Linked DNA regions of Homo sapiens: region 1 is linked to region 2. A link is a loop called in an ENCODE intact Hi-C map of the cell type or tissue named here. Cell type or tissue: PC-9. All regions are shown on one strand. Links, peaks and the distances in the headings refer to the core of each region. The heading gives the core; the rest is flanking DNA. Region 1 holds the start of LOC107987160 (a long non-coding RNA gene). Region 2 overlaps ANO3 (anoctamin 3).

The links. Peaks named below come from ENCODE experiments on the same cell type or tissue, not always from the same donor. Only the 100,000 strongest peaks of a DNase experiment are listed, where the experiment ranks them.
Region 1: it touches region 2 in a loop (13-fold over the local background); 3 of 110 quality-filtered maps call a loop at or near these places.

Annotation. Positions count from the first base shown.
Region 1 is chr11:26,593,252-26,601,593 of GRCh38, reverse strand. It overlaps ANO3 (anoctamin 3), which reads right to left. Exons shown (of 27, transcript NM_031418.4): 15 at 3,147-3,229; 16 at 2,596-2,736; 17 at 1,880-2,044. It overlaps LOC107987160 (a long non-coding RNA gene), which reads left to right and starts at 4,420. Exons shown (of 2, transcript XR_001748157.2): 1 at 4,420-4,475. In PC-9, for the core only: no CTCF peak of the experiment used is centred there; a DNase peak (open chromatin) is centred at 2,003.
Region 2 is chr11:26,655,280-26,663,621 of GRCh38, reverse strand. ANO3 (anoctamin 3) reads right to left here. Exons shown (of 27, transcript NM_031418.4): 25 at 7,417-7,497; 26 at 7,141-7,246; 27 at 333-3,360. The coding sequence ends at 3,178. Among named protein-coding and RNA genes, the nearest start is that of SLC5A12, 63 kb to the left of the region's middle. In PC-9, for the core only: no CTCF peak of the experiment used is centred there; no DNase peak of the experiment used is centred there.

The DNA of each region.
Region 1 (8,342 bases), core at 156-8,155, 62 kb after region 2:
ATCTTATATATACTACCATATAGGTTTCCTACTTCTAAAAGTGTATTTTTTTTCAATGTTTATTATACACTTTAAATTATGAGTCAAGAGCATAAATTATTTTATGGCTCGTTTAGAGATAATGTAAACAGTATTCACTTTCTACAAACTAAACTGGACCCGAGCAAAGCAAACTCCAGTAGAATATGTTAACTATTGTCCTCATAATAATGAGTACTCATTTATAACTGTGACTGTTCACTTTTCTCTTAAGATCTTCTCTGATTATTGTTTTAAAGTTAAATAGCAAATGGTCTCAACTCCCTCCAGGCTAAACAAGTAACATGAGTATCAATCACATTTGGAACCAAATGCATATTATCTATCTATAATACCAACCTTATTACTTATGTATGGCTCAGCTATATCATATAAATTATCTCATGATGTAAATATACTAACATTAACACTTACTATATGCAGGTTATTTAAGCTCTTTGAATCTCAGTTTCATTATTTACATAATGAAGGATAAATTGACTTTGTGGAGCTGTTGGAAGAATTAAAGATATTATCCTTAATGTGCCAATAGGTGCCTTCTATTTTCAGAGGAAATTGGTTCCCATTGATAGACCTGATTGAAGAGGTAGGCCTATGCATACTCTTGTCCCATTAACCATGGATATTTGGTCCACAAGTCATTAAGTGCATGCGATGTTGAAACAAAAAGGTGCTTTCTTTGAGTAACTAGCACATAAAAATACTGGATGATTTAAGTTAAATAAGCAGTTGAAACATGAGGAACATGGTCATAGAGAGAGTCAAAGAATAAAGGCGTAGCAATGCCACAGCATGCCAGACTATGACAAAATGGTATAGTTAGGCAAAAAACAGTTATCTTCCTGATAGAATAGAGCAGGCATGCAAAGAGAAGCAATGGGAAAAGGAGAGAAAGGAAAGAAGGTAGAAAGGGAGGGAGGGAAGGAGGGAGGGGGAGTGAGAAGAAGGAATGGAGGGAGAGGAAGGAAGGGAGGGAGAGGAAGTGAGAGAGGGAGGGATTAAGGGAGAGAGAGAAGAGGAGAAGGAAGGAGAGGAGAGATGGGAAGAGGATGAGAGGAGGGGAGGGGAAGAGGGGAGGGGAGGGGAGGAGGAAAGGAGAAGGGAGGGGAGGAGAGGGGAGGGGAGAGGAGGAGAGGAGGGCAGGGGAAGGGAGGTGGGGAGGAGAGGAGAGGGGAGAGAAGAGGGGAGAGGAGAGGAGAGGGGAGAGGAAAGGAGAGGGGAGAGAAGACGGGAGGGGAGAGGAGAGGAGAGGGGAGGAAAGGGGAGAGGGGAAGGGGAGGGGAGAGGAGAGGAGAGGAGAGGAGAGGAGAGGAAAGGAGACGAGAGAAGAGGGAAGAAGACAAGGGAGAGAGAAACAGTAGTTCCAGAGAAAGAAAACTGGAATAATTGCCTTACTGTTTTTCATTTCACATGAAGACTAGTAGATAACAATACTTCGCTTTCAAAAAGATTTTCCCATATCTTTCCAACAAGTTTTCCCATAAAATGGAGTTTATTGGGATGATTTTAAAGCCCAAACAATTCTTTATTTGTTTGAAAAGTGCATGGCACCATCTCTAGCACACACGAGATACTAACTGAATGGAAGCTATCACTAATCAGATTATAAACCCAAAATGCAGGGAAGATAATACAATTAGCATTTATTTTAATTTCAAAAATCTATCATCTAAACTACAAAGATGAAATCTTTTCTGTTAAACTGAATTGTCATTGACAGAAATGTGGCTTGGTCTTATTTTGGCTCCATGTAAATACATTTCAAATATAAAGGAAACATAGACCTCTCCCCTTTCCACCCCTTTTTTGTCTACTGAAGAATAACATTATAGACACTTACAAGATTCAGCAACATAATGATTATGAAATTGATACAGACAGCAGCAGCAGATGTTGCAAACTGCCAGTATTGTTTGATGAAATTCCACTTGAATGATGCAAACTGTTCCATGACAACCAGGCGGTACACCACAACTCCAAACACTGCAGTGATCACCAAGGATATCTACAATATTGGACACCAGAAAAAACATCCATATTTTACATCATTAACAAGTCAAAAGCAAAACCGTAGATCAAATCTACTGTCCCCAAGAATTGAAGGTATTTACCTTTCCAAGAAAGGATATCTAGATTTAATTTTCTCCTTTAAGGAAGTTATATTCTAGTCAAAACAAATAGGACAAAATTTGTTGTTTTAGTATGATAACAAAGTTATCACACTAACATGCAAATTCTTCCCAACGTCCTCTTAAATGGAATGCTCATTTTTAACACAAGATGTCTAATCCATCAGGTCAACTGATATAATTTCCATTTTATCTTAGATGGTCTCTGTTTCTCCCAAAGAGTATTTTCTTTAAAAAGGTGCACAAACTGCCTTTGTAAAATCTCCATAACCTGTTGTGATTTGTTTGTTTAATTGTACGTGTTACCAAGTTGTTGGAAAGAATAAGGTTTCTGACATTCTCAACGTCACAAAATGAGTTGGTATCATTGAACTTACTTCTAAATTTAGAATCCCAAAACATTTTGATATCGATGCCTATACTTTACCATGAAGAATATTCCTGAGACAGAAACAAGAAGACGAGTGACTTTGTCTGAGGAAGGCTGATGTGGTTCAGGTTTTCCCGTGATGGGATTTACAATCTCCATCTTGTAATACTTGGCTTCAAACTGGGGACGAAGTGTTTCCTATGAGAGAAACGAAAGTTATCTAAATATCAAAGCCATAAACTAAAAAAACATACCCCCAAGAATTGATACGATACTCCTAAATTTGGCCTACTTTTGTATTAAGTCTTCACAATAAAGCAACCTTTTAAAAATAACATCAAATTACCTTCCAAATAAATCCCGAGCAGTATTGAAATTAGCATAATTTTCCACTAATGTAATTTAAAGAAACATCACAGAAGTGGTTTGAAAAATACATACTTCATTGATCTCTATTATCTTCATAAAATAATAAATCTTTTTAGTAGGAAAGATCAAGGGAAAAATCTAATGGTGGTTAACTGCTTCCAGCCGGAATGCTAGGGCAGTAATTTTCCATATCCTGTAATAGCCCAGTTTCCCTATTTCCTTGTATCCTAACATCTTACCTCCTCTTCTTCCCATTCGATAAGGTCCCAAGTATAGGTCAGTATACTCCTTCTCCTTTTCCAAAACTCCAGGAAGACTGTGGCTATAAAATATAAAAATGATAATTCTTTACCCAAATCACATCATATTGCTTTTCTTCTTTATATTGAGATATCTTATCTCATAATTAAAATTAAATTATGAAAATAATAAATTAAAATTTTATTTTTCCCTTTTCCTCTTCTCCCTGTGTTTATACATCATTAATTAGTGTATCTATTAGCATACACTGCTAGAGGGGTGTGATTTCTTTTACTGGAACCAAGAAGCAGGGACTTTTTGTCAGCACAGCTCATCAAAATGATGCAATCAATATTACTGAGCTAAATATTGACCATTTTGACCTGCATATGCTTATTCAAAATTATCTAAAGACTCAAATAAAGCCTTCTCCAAGAATCACAATAAAGGCCAAATGCTACTCGTCCAGAGCTTACAGAGAGATGGTGTAGGAGAGAGAACAAAAGAACAAACTCTCGTGGTGAAGGAGAAGAAAAGAAAGACAAGAGAAGAAACTCCCAAATTCATATTCTGGGTGGACTCTACATGGACTGAAAAGGACTCAGTGGAAAAAGTAAAGAAATTCCTGAACTGTCAGCTTTCCCGTTTAAACAGTTAAGAAAACGATTGCTGTTTTATTTTTTTTCTAGACGGGCTCTATCTTACACCATTCAAGACTTTGTGGACACAACTAAGAACTCACATATATGTTTTAGAAATCTGTGGTACTGGGGCAACCCTCTTTGGGTCCCCTCCCATTGTATGAGAGCTCTGTTTTCACTCTATTAAATCTTGCAACTGCACACTCTTCTGGTCCGTGTTTGTTACGGCTCGAGCTGAGCTTTTGCTTGCTGTCCACCACTGCTGTTTGCCACTGTCACAGACCCACCGCTGACTTCAACCCCTCCAGATCCGGCAGGGTGTCCACTGTGCTCCTGATTCAGCGAGGCGCCCATTGCCGCTCTGGATCCAGCTAGAGGCTTGCCGTTGTTCCTGCACGGCTAAGTGCCCAGGTTCGTCCTAATCCAGCTGAACACTAGTCACTGGGTTCCATGGTTCCTTCTGTGACCCATGGCTTCTAATAGAGCTATATCACTCATCGCATGGCCCAAGGTTCCATTCCTTGGAATCCGTGAGGCCAAGAACCCCAGGTCAGAGAACAAAAGGCTTGCTGCCATCTTGGGAGCAGCCCGCCCCATCTTGGGAGTGGCCTGCCACCATCTTGGGAACTCTAAGAACAAAGACCCGCCGGTAACATTTGGTGGCCCGTACGGCGCTTCTCCAAAGCGGTGAGTAATACTGAACCACTTTCACTTGCTATTCTGTCCTATCCTTCCTTAGAATTGGAGGAAAATAACCGGGCACCCATCAGCCAGTTAAAAACGATTAGCGTGGCTGCTGGACTCAGGTGTGAGGTTTCCTGGGAAAAAGCTTTCTAACAACCCCCAACCCTTCTGTGTTGGGAGCTTTGTTCTGCCTGGAACCAGCTTCTGCTTTCACAATTTTCCTAGGGAAGCCGAGGGTCGGCTAGAGGCAGAAAGCTGTCGTCCTGAACTCCTGGCATTGGCCGGTGGAGATCATTGCACAGCCAGAAGTCTCTACTCAACAGTTGCCCATGTGTGTGCCCCTACCTCTCCTTCTGACCCATATCTCCTGGGTCCTAACCATGACTTTCTTGAAAGTGTAGCCCCAAAATTCTCCTTACCTCTGAATCTACTTCCTCTGATCCCTGCCTCCTAGGTACTAATGCTTCAGACTTTCACTTCCGTTCCCAAGTATTAGAGCAGGTTGTATCTCCAAAGGGATCTAAGGAAGCTCTACGCTGTGTCCTTAAGCACCTAGGCAATGAACCCAGGGAGTCTTGGCCCTGGTGACTCTCCCAATTCAGGCATACAGCTCTCGACATGGGCAGTTATGTGGGACCCGTTCCCCACCACCCTTGCCAGGGCCTTAGAATTGATAACCCAGTACTTTAACAACTGGAACTGGGTCTACAACAACATAATAGATCAGGTTGAAAATGAATTGAGTAAATTAAAGGGAGGCACATATTCCTATAGTGGCAAATGGGGGCAACAAGCGAATGTCCTTCCACTATGTTTCCAAAATCCTTCTACAGAGGCAGAGAGGAGAAAGAGAGAGGCAGAGAGGGAGAGAGAGAGGAAGAAACAGAGACAAAAGATGAGTCAAACAGAGAGAGACAGAAAGTCAAAGAAGAAAGAGAGAAAGAGAAAGATAGAAATAGTAAAGGAAAAACAGTGTGCCCTATTCCTTTAAAAGCCAGGGTAAATTTAAAACCTGTAATTGATAATTGAAGGTCTTCTCCGTGACCCTATAACACTCCAATATTACCTTGTTGTCAATGTAAACAAGGGCATAGCCCAAAACACTGAGACCACTGACAACCCATAGCCTTCCTATCAAAAATTCTTAACTCAGTAACCCGCGAATGGCCCAAATGCATTCAATTGGTAGCGGCAACTGTCTTGCTAACAGAAGAAAGTAGAAAAATAACCTTTAGAGGAAACCTCATTGTGAGCACACCTCACCAGTTCAGAGCTATCCTAAATCAAAAAAAGCAAAAAAGTAGCTTACTAACTCAAAAATCTTAAAGTATGCGGCTATTCTGTTAGAAAAAGGTGATTTAACACTAACCACTGAAAATTCTCTTAACCCAGCAGATTTCCTAACAGGGGATTTCAATCTTAATTACCATACAAAGTCCGATCAGACCTAGGAGGAACTCCCTTCAGGACGACAGATGGTTCCTCCCGGGTGATTGAGAAAAAACCACAATGGGTATTCAGTAATTGATAGGGAGACTCTTGTGGAAGCAGAGTTAGGAGAATTGCCTAATAATTGGTCTGCTCAAACGTGTGAGCTGTTTGCACTCAGCCAAGCCTTAAAGTACTTACAGAATAAAAAAAAAAAAAAAAAAAAAAAAAAACAACTCTATCTCAATACTGAGTCAAAAGTTTACCTACACCCTCTCCAAAACGAATTCGCATAAGAACTGTTGTTTATGGGAATGAATCTGGATGGGGCAGCTGGGTTGTTTGAAGTACTCAGGAATCCAGCCCAGCTCTAGGACTCACCCCTGAGCCAAAGGCAATGTTGGGCATGCTGGTAAAGGACCACTAGAATCCAGCAGCCTGGACCCCTTTCTTTGTGGTCAAGAAAGGCAGGAAAAAGGGTGCAGGACTGCTACACTGGTGAGTGTAACTAATCCGATAAGCAGAGGTCCATGGTTGGTTACACACCCTGGAAAGGAATAAGCATTAACACCATAGAGGACGCTCTAGGACTAAAGCTCATTGGAAAATGACTGGGGATCCTGGCATCCCTATGTTCTTTTTTCAGATGGGAAACATTCCCCCCAAGGCAAAAATGCCCCTAAGATGTATTCTGGAGAATTGGGACCAATTTGACCCTCATACGCTAAGAAAGAAACAACTTATATTCTTCTGCAGTCCCGCCAGGCCACAATATACTCTTCAAGGGGGAGAAACCTGGCCCCCTGAGGGAAGTATATATTATAACATCATCTTACAGCTAGATCTCCTTTGTAGAAAGGAGGGCAAATAGAGTGAAGTGCCATATGTGCAAACTTTCTTTTCATTAAGAGAAAACTCTCAATTATGTAAAAAGTGTAATTTATGCCCTACAGGAAGCCCTCAGAGTCTACCTCCCTGCCCTGGTGTTCTCCCAGCTCCTTCCCCAACTAATAAAGACCCCCCTTCAACCCAAACAGTCCAAAAAGAGATAGACAAAGGGGTAAACAATGAACCCAAGAGTGCCAGTATTACCCGATTACGCCCCCTCCAAGTGGTGGGAGGAGGAGAATTTGGCCCAGTCAGAGTGCATGTACCTTTTTCCCTCTCAGACTTGAAGCAAATTAAAATAGACCTAGGTGAATTCTCAGATAACCTTGATGGCTATATTGATGTTTTACAAGGGTTAGGACAATCCTTTGATCTGACATGGAGAGATATAATGTTACTGCTAAATCAGGCACTAACTCCAAATGAGAGAAGTGCCGCCATAGCTGCAGCCCGAGAGTTTGGTGATCTCTGGCGTCTCAGTCAGTTCAATGATAGGATGACAACAGAGGAAAGAGAATGATTCCCCACAGGCCAGCAGGCAGTTCCCAGTGTAGACCCTCATTGGGACGCAAAATCAGAAGATGGAGATTGGTGCCGCAGACATTTGCTAACTTGCATGCTAGAAGGACTAAGGAAAACTAGGAAGAAGACTTTGAATTATTCAATGATGTCCACTATAACACAGGGAAAGGAAGAAAATCCTACTGCCTTCCTGGAGAGACTAAGGGAGGCATTGGGGAAGCATACCTCTCTGTCACCTGACTCTATTGACGGCCAGGTAATCTTAAAGGATAAGCTTATCACTCAGTCAGCTGCAGACATTAGAAAAAAACTTCAAAAGTCCGCCTTAGGCCCCGAGCAAAACTTAGAAACCCTATTTAACTTGGTAACCTTGGTTTTTTATAATAGAGATCAGGAAGAGCAGGCGGAACGGGACGAACAGGATAAAAAGAAGGCCACCGCTTTAGTCATGGCCCTCGGCAAGCGGACTTTGGAGGCTCTGGAACAGGGAAAGGCTGGGCAAATCACATGCCTAATAGGGCTTGCTTCCACTGCGGCCTACACGGACACTTTAAAAAAGATTGTCCAAATAGAAATAAGCCACCTCCTTGTCCATGCCCCTTATGTGAAGGGAATCACTGGAAGGCCCACTTCCCCAGGGAATGAAGGTCCTCTGGGTCAGAAGCCACTAACCAGATGATCCAGCAGCAGGACTGAGGGTGCCCAGGGCAAGCGCCAGCCCATGCCATCACCCTCACAGAGCCCCGGGTATGCTTGACCATTGAGGGCCAGGAGTTTAACTGTCCCCAGGACACTGGCGCGGCCTTCTTAGTCTTACTGTCCTGCCCCGGACATCTGTCCTCCAGATCTGTCACTATCCAAGGGGTCCTAGGACAGGCAATCACTAGATACTTCTCCCAGACACTAAGTTGTGACTGGGGAACTTTACTCTTTTCACATGCCTTTCTAATTATGCCTGAAAGCCCCACTCCTTTGTTAGAGAGAGACATCCTAGCAAAAGCAGGGGCCATTATACACTTGAATTAGGAGAAG
Region 2 (8,342 bases), core at 263-8,262:
GAAAAAGAGAAAGGGCTTATGTGTGATGACAGTATTGTTAACCCTCACAAGAACTAATCAAGCTTCTTCTCTTATCTGTGTCTAGTACAAAGCATTAGATACGTGTGATTCCCCACCAGCACTTTATAATGTGCAAACGCCTTGAAGAAAATGATGATCTTATCAGAAGAAAGTCAAACCTTTTTAAGAGTACGGTAATGGCCTGCAAGAATAAGAAGCTAGCCTTGTAGAGTTAAAGAATGAACAACACCCCCTCCCCATAGAAAACAAATTTCAATTTAATATTTAAAAAGCAAGCAGAATTAAACTTAACATGCAAATTATAGGGAAAATACCATATCAAATAATAATTTATTGAGTGAAAAAGTTTTCTATTCATTCCATCATACAATAGATTGTGCTAAGGATCATTTTGGAAGAATGTGCAGCATTCAGAAGTTGTATCTCATCATGCAGTCACTCAGCAGCATTTTATCTAAAAGTACGTGCACAGACTCAGACAATTACAAACTATTTCAGCCATGATCTATGGTGATTTTCCACACATTGTACAGTGAAAGCTCTTCAGCTTGGAACAACTTGTCAAGGCAGACTGCATGCACATATATATTAGTTATTTGCTTGAAAAGACAAGTTAGAATATGAAAATATATAAGCAGCATTCATGTAATACAGAATTCCTGAGAATAGTGTGTGCTATAAATCTTTGAGAAATAATTTGTATTCATATAAAAACCATGATATAAAACATTTCTCTCAACTAAAACAGAGTGATCTAAAACTAACACACTGCAAGGGGCTGTCAGTATTTACTGTCAACAGTGATGAAGGCATAACTAGATTCTATTGCACTGTTTTGCAAAATAAACATTTCAGACAATTTTTTCTTTTTCTGTTTTTCACATCTGTTTCAAAAGTATCAGAGAAGGCATTTTATAAATCAATGTATTACAATTTTTAAATTAAAATATTTTTCTCTTTTCATATTTTTCTTTCTAGTTGATCAATATGGTTTTAAACCCTAACGGGACTATATAAAAAGGAAAGGAAATACTTCTTAAGGATAGAGCTATCATTATTCTTTATACTACTGTCAGACAAATGTTGCTGTTCTGTGGCCCTAATTTGGAAAAGATGTTGGTTGATGTTATTATTAGGTAGAGAGAGTATTTATACTCAGGCAGGTGTATACATGTACCTAACAAAGAAAAAGAAATGCAGATGCTATAAAAATGGAGGAGTGTAAAAAACTCCCTTGTACTTAGTGGAATTAGTTGCTACGATTGCTACAAATAAGGAGGGGGGGGAGCATGAGAACCTCTCTGGAATCTGAATGGAAGAGTTTCACATAACAACGGCACTTGAGGGAAGTTCAGAGTCTGAGGCCCTTTGCTCAGAATCAGAGGACAAGGAGGAAAGTGAATATGCTTGACAAAAACAAACAATGAAACAGCTATCATCTATCCATGTTTCTTCTGGAGAGAAAGAAGGAAAAGCTAACAAAACATTTTCAGTGTTAATATTTAGAAAATAGTTTTCTAGTAAGAGAAACATAATCTTACTAGAGAAATACTGGCATATATATGTAGTAGCTTTATTTCCATTGTGTTTGATCTGGTCTTTTATATGTTAGAAATAATGGTGCTTTGCTTGATTGGACAAATAATAACAATCATAGTAACCATAAATATGTATGTGTGCATATGTGTGATTTCCTTGTTTTGCAAAGAAACGTCTTAATTTCTACCATACATTTACTTCAGCTCTTCTCTTTCTTCCTTTCCAACCTCCATAGCTTATGCCTCCTCTGAACTTTCTTGAGTGCCCCATCACTCCTGCCTCATCTGTCTGTGGAACAGACATACTCATAGATACAGAGTTGACGTTGAAATAGAAATTCCACAACAAAGCAAAATTATGTCTTTTGTGATTAATTTGACTTTGTTTCTAGAGCGTTGTTAAAAATAAACCAAAACAAAACTATGGAAGAAATAATAACATAAAACTCCCTTCAGTCATGAAAAAAGAAACTAAAACACAAATGTTTTTTCTTTTTTTAGCAAATAATATAGATTTATATTCATGCATTATTTTCATTAGTTCATGAGTAAGAGTGCACATTGTTGAAAAAGCGTAAGTGTTGCAGAGCATCTGGCCTCAGTTTTCCCGAATAAACATATTACAATAGCAAAAACTGGTGTCAGAGCTGCATAAACCACAATGTATACTACGTACTGTCAAGGTGCAAAGGGACAAGGAAAACCAACGTATTTACAGCATTTCAAGTTAATATTCCGTGAGAGTTGTAATAAATCATAGAGAAAAAATTAAATAAACTATAAAACAGCCTTCCACAATAAAGTATGGATTAGTTGTGTTCTAAACTATATAAGAATAGCCATTCATAGTTTATAAGTATGTGGCTTTATTGGCATTTAGTACAAAAAATTGCACTGCAACTGGCTCTGCCAGGGGTAAAAGAGACTTGAAGTAGCCAATGCAATGGAATATTATTTCAATGAATGCTGTTCTTTTTGGAATCTTAGATTTTTGGTTTGACTACTAAAGGTGATGTGCAACTCTTCAACTGCATAGTCAATGTAAAGCAGCATAAATCCCCTGTGGCACAGATCCATAATCTCAGCAAGAGACATGGGCAATTCCTACCAACCTGTAAACTGAAGGGATGTAGAGTTCTGGCAGCCAAGGCAAGGATTTGTTTAAGTCATTTCTTATAAGTATCTGAACTCAACCATACTTTCCAAAGTCAAATTAGTATGTGAGTGAAGACTGCATGATATTTTAAGCCATGCCTGGCTTGTGCACATTTACATGGAAATCTGTCTTTCAAAACCTCACCACCCTCTTTCCCATTACACTGCAGTTGATGGAAGGCAGAGTTCTCCAAGCATATATCTCCCTGAGACTGGTTCTGAGAATTACATCCTGGCTTCCTGCAATGTCAATCTAACCCTTTTTAAGGTCGTCAAGTCATTGTTTTCTTCCCTACAAGTCTGGATATTTCAAATCCCAGAGATGGCTGTGATACATTTCCAAGTAGCATATTATACATGTGGTTTGCCAAGTATGCCTTCCTCCTAGATTTCACCTAGCATTCAAAGTTGCCATCATTTCTTCCCATTAATGTTATCACCCCTAATGGGTAACAGGTGTCAACTAAGGCCATTCATGGTGAACAGGCTGACCACTTTTTCTCCGTTGTTGTTGCAAATGTTCCAGTTCAGCCTCATACATCATTTCTTGAACTAAGTACTTCTCTCGTCGTATTCGGTCATGTAGACCCTTTGGTACGTCTGGAATCAGGTATGCGATGAATGACTTAATCCCAAAAACAAGGTGCTGCAAATTTAAATGTGAAAAGGACAGTTTTCAAAGATTCTGAAATGCTAATTATAAAACAGTACAACAATGAACAATGTTGCATTTGCCTTGAATCAAGCATCAGAACTTAGTATGTACCATTTAGAATATTAATATTTTCAAAAATTATATTGAAAACACTACTGTTGCTTTCTTCCTTAAGTATTAGGACAAAACAAAGAATTACTTCCTCTTATTGCTGCAACATGTTGATATCACTTTATAAGCACTGAATAAATCTTAAATTCACTCCTATAAAATCTTTACATATTATGAAATATTATTACGACATGAATTGTTACACACAGATGAGAAAGATCATATCCAGGGAGAACCCATGTCCAATAGATCATAACACATATCATGTAAACCACATAGAATGCAGTCTGCCTGTTATGCTAGCATTAGACTCAAACTCAGAAAATGCATTTTTCATGTCTATTAAGTTCATATATCATCATAGCTGCTTTAAATATTTTTACCTTTATTACATAATAATTCTATGATAAAAAACATATTACTTTTATTTTATTATTACTTCTTTGAGACAGCATCTCATTCTTTTGCCCAGGATGGAGTGCAGTGGCATATACACAGCTGACTCCAGCCTCCATCTCCTGGGCTTAAGCAATCCTCCTGCCTCAGACTCCCAAGTAGCTGGGAGTACAGTTGCCTGCCACTACACCTGGATAATTTTTTTTAAAAAATTTGTAGATATGAGGTCTCACCACATTGCCTAGACTGGCCTCGAGCTCCTGGGCTCAAGTTATTCTCCCACCTTGGCCTCCCAAAGTGCTGGGATTACAGGTGGGAGACACTGCTCCTGGCCGATATTTTGAAAAATGAACTGACAAAAGTAATGCATTAAAAAAAAAAAGCAGGAATAAAACTCAAAGGTAGTATGTCTGTGGTAGGAAGTATACATGTTGAATGAGGCTGCTTGAATCTGAATCCTATGCTTATTAGCTGTTTTAACCTCAGGCAAATCACCTATATTCTGTGTTATATCCCTAAAGTGGTGATAATAGTAGTACTTCTTAAAGGTTGGCATAAGTATTAAATGAATATATATACACATACACACACAAATACACATACACAATATACATATACATGTTTGTGTATGTGTGTATATATATATGTGTGTGTGTGTGTGTGTGTATGGCTCAAGGATTGCTTGTCATAGTGTGAGCCCTGCTTAAATATTACCTCCTGTTATTATAAATGCATCCTGTTTTTCCTATGAAGAAGAGTAGATATTTCAATTTCTCAGAAAGGAAAAAACATGATACTAATAGAGTTAGCATAACCTGTGGAAAATAATACATTCCTAATGGATTCTTAGTAGATAATAGTCTATGAAGAATTCAAGGTACTTTAACTGGGCTTATTATATGTGTCCCAAGAGACTGTACTGCAAAGTAGATCATAATAAGGAAGGTCATATTTTTCCATATAAAAGCAAATAATCAGAAGTTTCTTTCTTGATAAAATGTTTGATATTCACAGAAATATCCAGGAATGTGCCTCAAGGGTATAGGAATAAAATTCAAAACATTTGCTATAATTAAATTAGTAGGGATATGCTTCAAGTCCCTGAGCAAAAAATAATTCAGTATAGCTTTTTTTTTGGACGGAGTTTCACTCTTGTTGCCCAGGCTACAGTGCAATGGTGTGATCTCAGCTCACCACAACCTCCGCCTCCTGGGTTCAAGTGATTATCCTGCCTCAACCTCCTGAGTAGCTGGGATTACAGGCATGCGCCACTGCACCCGGCTATTTTGTATTTTTAGTAGAGACGGGGTTTCTCCATGTTGCTCTTTGCTCTTGAACTCCTGACCTCAGGTGATCCACCTGCCTGGGCCTCCCAAAGTTCTGGGATTACAGGCGTGAGCCACCACACCTGGCCAAGTTAGTATAATTTTAATAACACTGACTATTAGAACTTAATGCAGAAGTATTTTATAATTAAAAAGTTTATTCAACTCATTCTAAATGGTGCTCTAAGGGGAAAATATTTAATACAATAAAAGATAGTCTCTTCAATAAATGGTGGAGGGAAAATTGGATATCTATGTGCACGAGAATGAAACTAGACCCCTATCTCTTACCAAATGGATTAAAGACAAGTGTAAGTCCTGAAACTATGAAACCACTAGAAGAAAAACACTGGGGAAATGCTTTAGGACATAGACCTGGGCAGAGATTTTTTTGGGGTAAGAACTCAAAAGCATGGGCAATAAAATCAAAAATAGACAAATGGGATCATATCGAGCTAAAAAGTTCCTGCATGGCAAATAAAAAACATCTACAGAGTGAATAGACAACTGATAGAATGGGGAAAATATTTCCAAACTATCCACCTGACAAAGGATTAATACATTTGATGAAATATCATACGGAAGACAGAAAAAATGTTCTAAACGTGGATCAATCTCATGGCTAGCTCTCTATATATCTAAAAACAGTAAAATGGGGAAGGCACAAAATAAGTTTCATGAAACAATACCATTGAAGTAATTTTGAAAAAGAACACTCAAATTAATACTATGTATTTTTTTTGTAAACAAACACATGTGCAAGTAAATATGTGGAAGAATTTATACGGATGAAAAGGGAGTGGATGTTTTTGGAATGGGTGGGTAATGGAATTAGCAGTGGTGAAAGAAGAAGAAAAAAATAGTGAGGAAATTACATGGATCAATGATGACAGTTTGCTTTGAATCCATGCACTCTATTAACTTTGTTCATTTGAGCTCCAAAATAAGATGGGGGGAGAAGTGTAAATAAAAACACAACAGAAGTTTTTTTAATCACCGGGTTGGAAATATGCCTTAACTCTTATATTAGACACTCTCACTTCATCAGGAGACATGTATATAGGTGCAAAGTCGTTAAATAACAGAATTTCAGTCCTCGATGATACCCTTAGGGGTAAGCATTTCATTTTAAAGATGAAGGATACTTCACTAAAAAATTTGAAGTACTTTTTGGAGATCAGTTGAGAGGTGTATTACCTTTAAAAATATTTGTTCCAAAAGTCTTAGTCATAGCTACCTTTTCTCTGAATTAATTGGTGTGGCCATATAAAACAGATTCATTTAAAGTCTTTTTATTGACCTTAGTGGTACCTCAGAGAGTAGATACTCAATATATCCCAGTGCTAAATTATTCACTGTATTGAAATAATTGTATGCTAAACAAGGCAATAATACAATAGCTTCTGCCAAATTTCTTCACAGGATTACAATCAGATATTATTGTATGGATCTGATAATCAAAGTCTCTGAATTTTTAAATAAAATGTTCTCAAGCACAATTTATTGAACCATCCAGTGTTGCTTACACAAATATATAAGTGATCAACTGTAATTGGAATTGATTGTTCAGAAAATCAGTTTTTTCCATCCCAATGAATCGATATGGATTCTTTTATTGGATGATGAAAATCATCCTTTCCTTTTTAAACTTGGTTACTAAAAGGCTCAAAAGTAGGAGGCTCAAAAGTTTTCAGCTCAACTGTGCAGTAGCTTTTTTATTAACGCTGATTTCCTGGTATTTAAATTAATGTACACTCTTACATTATTCAGCTCTTGCTTTTCTGTACTTGTAATAATGCTTTCATTGTATTAAAGCCTTTTACGGGACCTACTTAAGTGTTTTTATGGAAGTCTGAGGAACTGATTTCAAAGAGGCAACTGATAAATCATTTAGAAAAGCATTTATCTATAGTAATTTTCATCTCAGCTTGTGACTAACCTCAAACACAATAATGAAGGCCAATCTAGCAGCAAGGATATGCCAGTATTGTAAAGTAAACTCATAGGGTTTGGAACTCCAGGGCGGGCCTCTGTAGTCTCTGTACCTGAAATCCACAAAAACAAAGAGAATGACAAATAGAGATCAAAGAGTGGAGGCCCAAATTTTCTTGATTTGCCAAAATGCCAAAATAACAGTTTAAATGTCCTCATTAACATGCAGGGGGGAGTACTTGGAATGGTGAAAGCAAGCAGGAAAGATAACTATTATAAGTACCTGCAATAACCAGATTTTCCCATACCAAGCTCACTCAGGTCAAAGAAGGATAGGCTATTGTTGACATATCCCTTCAAGCAACTGGGAGAAAAGAAAAATATCATGTGATTCAAAGATTCATACGTTTCTAGCCTAATTATTTTATTACAAATGCCAGGATTTTACAAATGTATTATTCTTTCCATTCTAATGATAAACTTTTAGCAACCAAGCTCTTTTATTCCATTCCCTAACTCTCATAATTGTACCTTAATGAGACAGATTCCTGCCCTGCCGTTTTCTCCCAATAATTCCTATCTTGCCTTTTCATCTGGTTTATGTTTATTAAGTAGTTACTACACACTAGATATTTTGCTAATTACTTTCTATGCATTAAAACTCTATAAAATATGTTTTATAAATATGCATGCACATAATATTATTCAATTATAATTAAGTAGTTAATAAACATTGCTTATTTTTTACTTAACTTATTAAACATATATATTTATTCAAGACCTATGATTTGCTGGAAAAATTATCGATGCTTGATACTTAACAGTGAACAAAACAGGCAAAAACCCCTATCCCTGTGTAGCTTACATTCTAGCAGGGTGGGAGAGGGGAGAGAGATGCACACAATAAACATAATTAATAAGTAGATTGTATAGAATGTTAAAATGCAGTAAGTGCTATGAAAATAAAAATGAAGTAATTCTTCCAGATGGGATATTGTTAAGTCAGCATTCCTACGGTAACAAAAATCAAGTTTTTAAAGACATTGAAGATGTATGGAAACAAGAACTACATGAATGTTCCAGAGAGAGAAAAGTCCTTCCTAGGGAAATTGGCAATCACCTATTCTTTCCCTTTCCTGGAGGCATTCATTTGTCAAATCTGGGTGAATACTAAGAATTAGGCTCAGCAAGTCAGAGTGTCTCTACCAA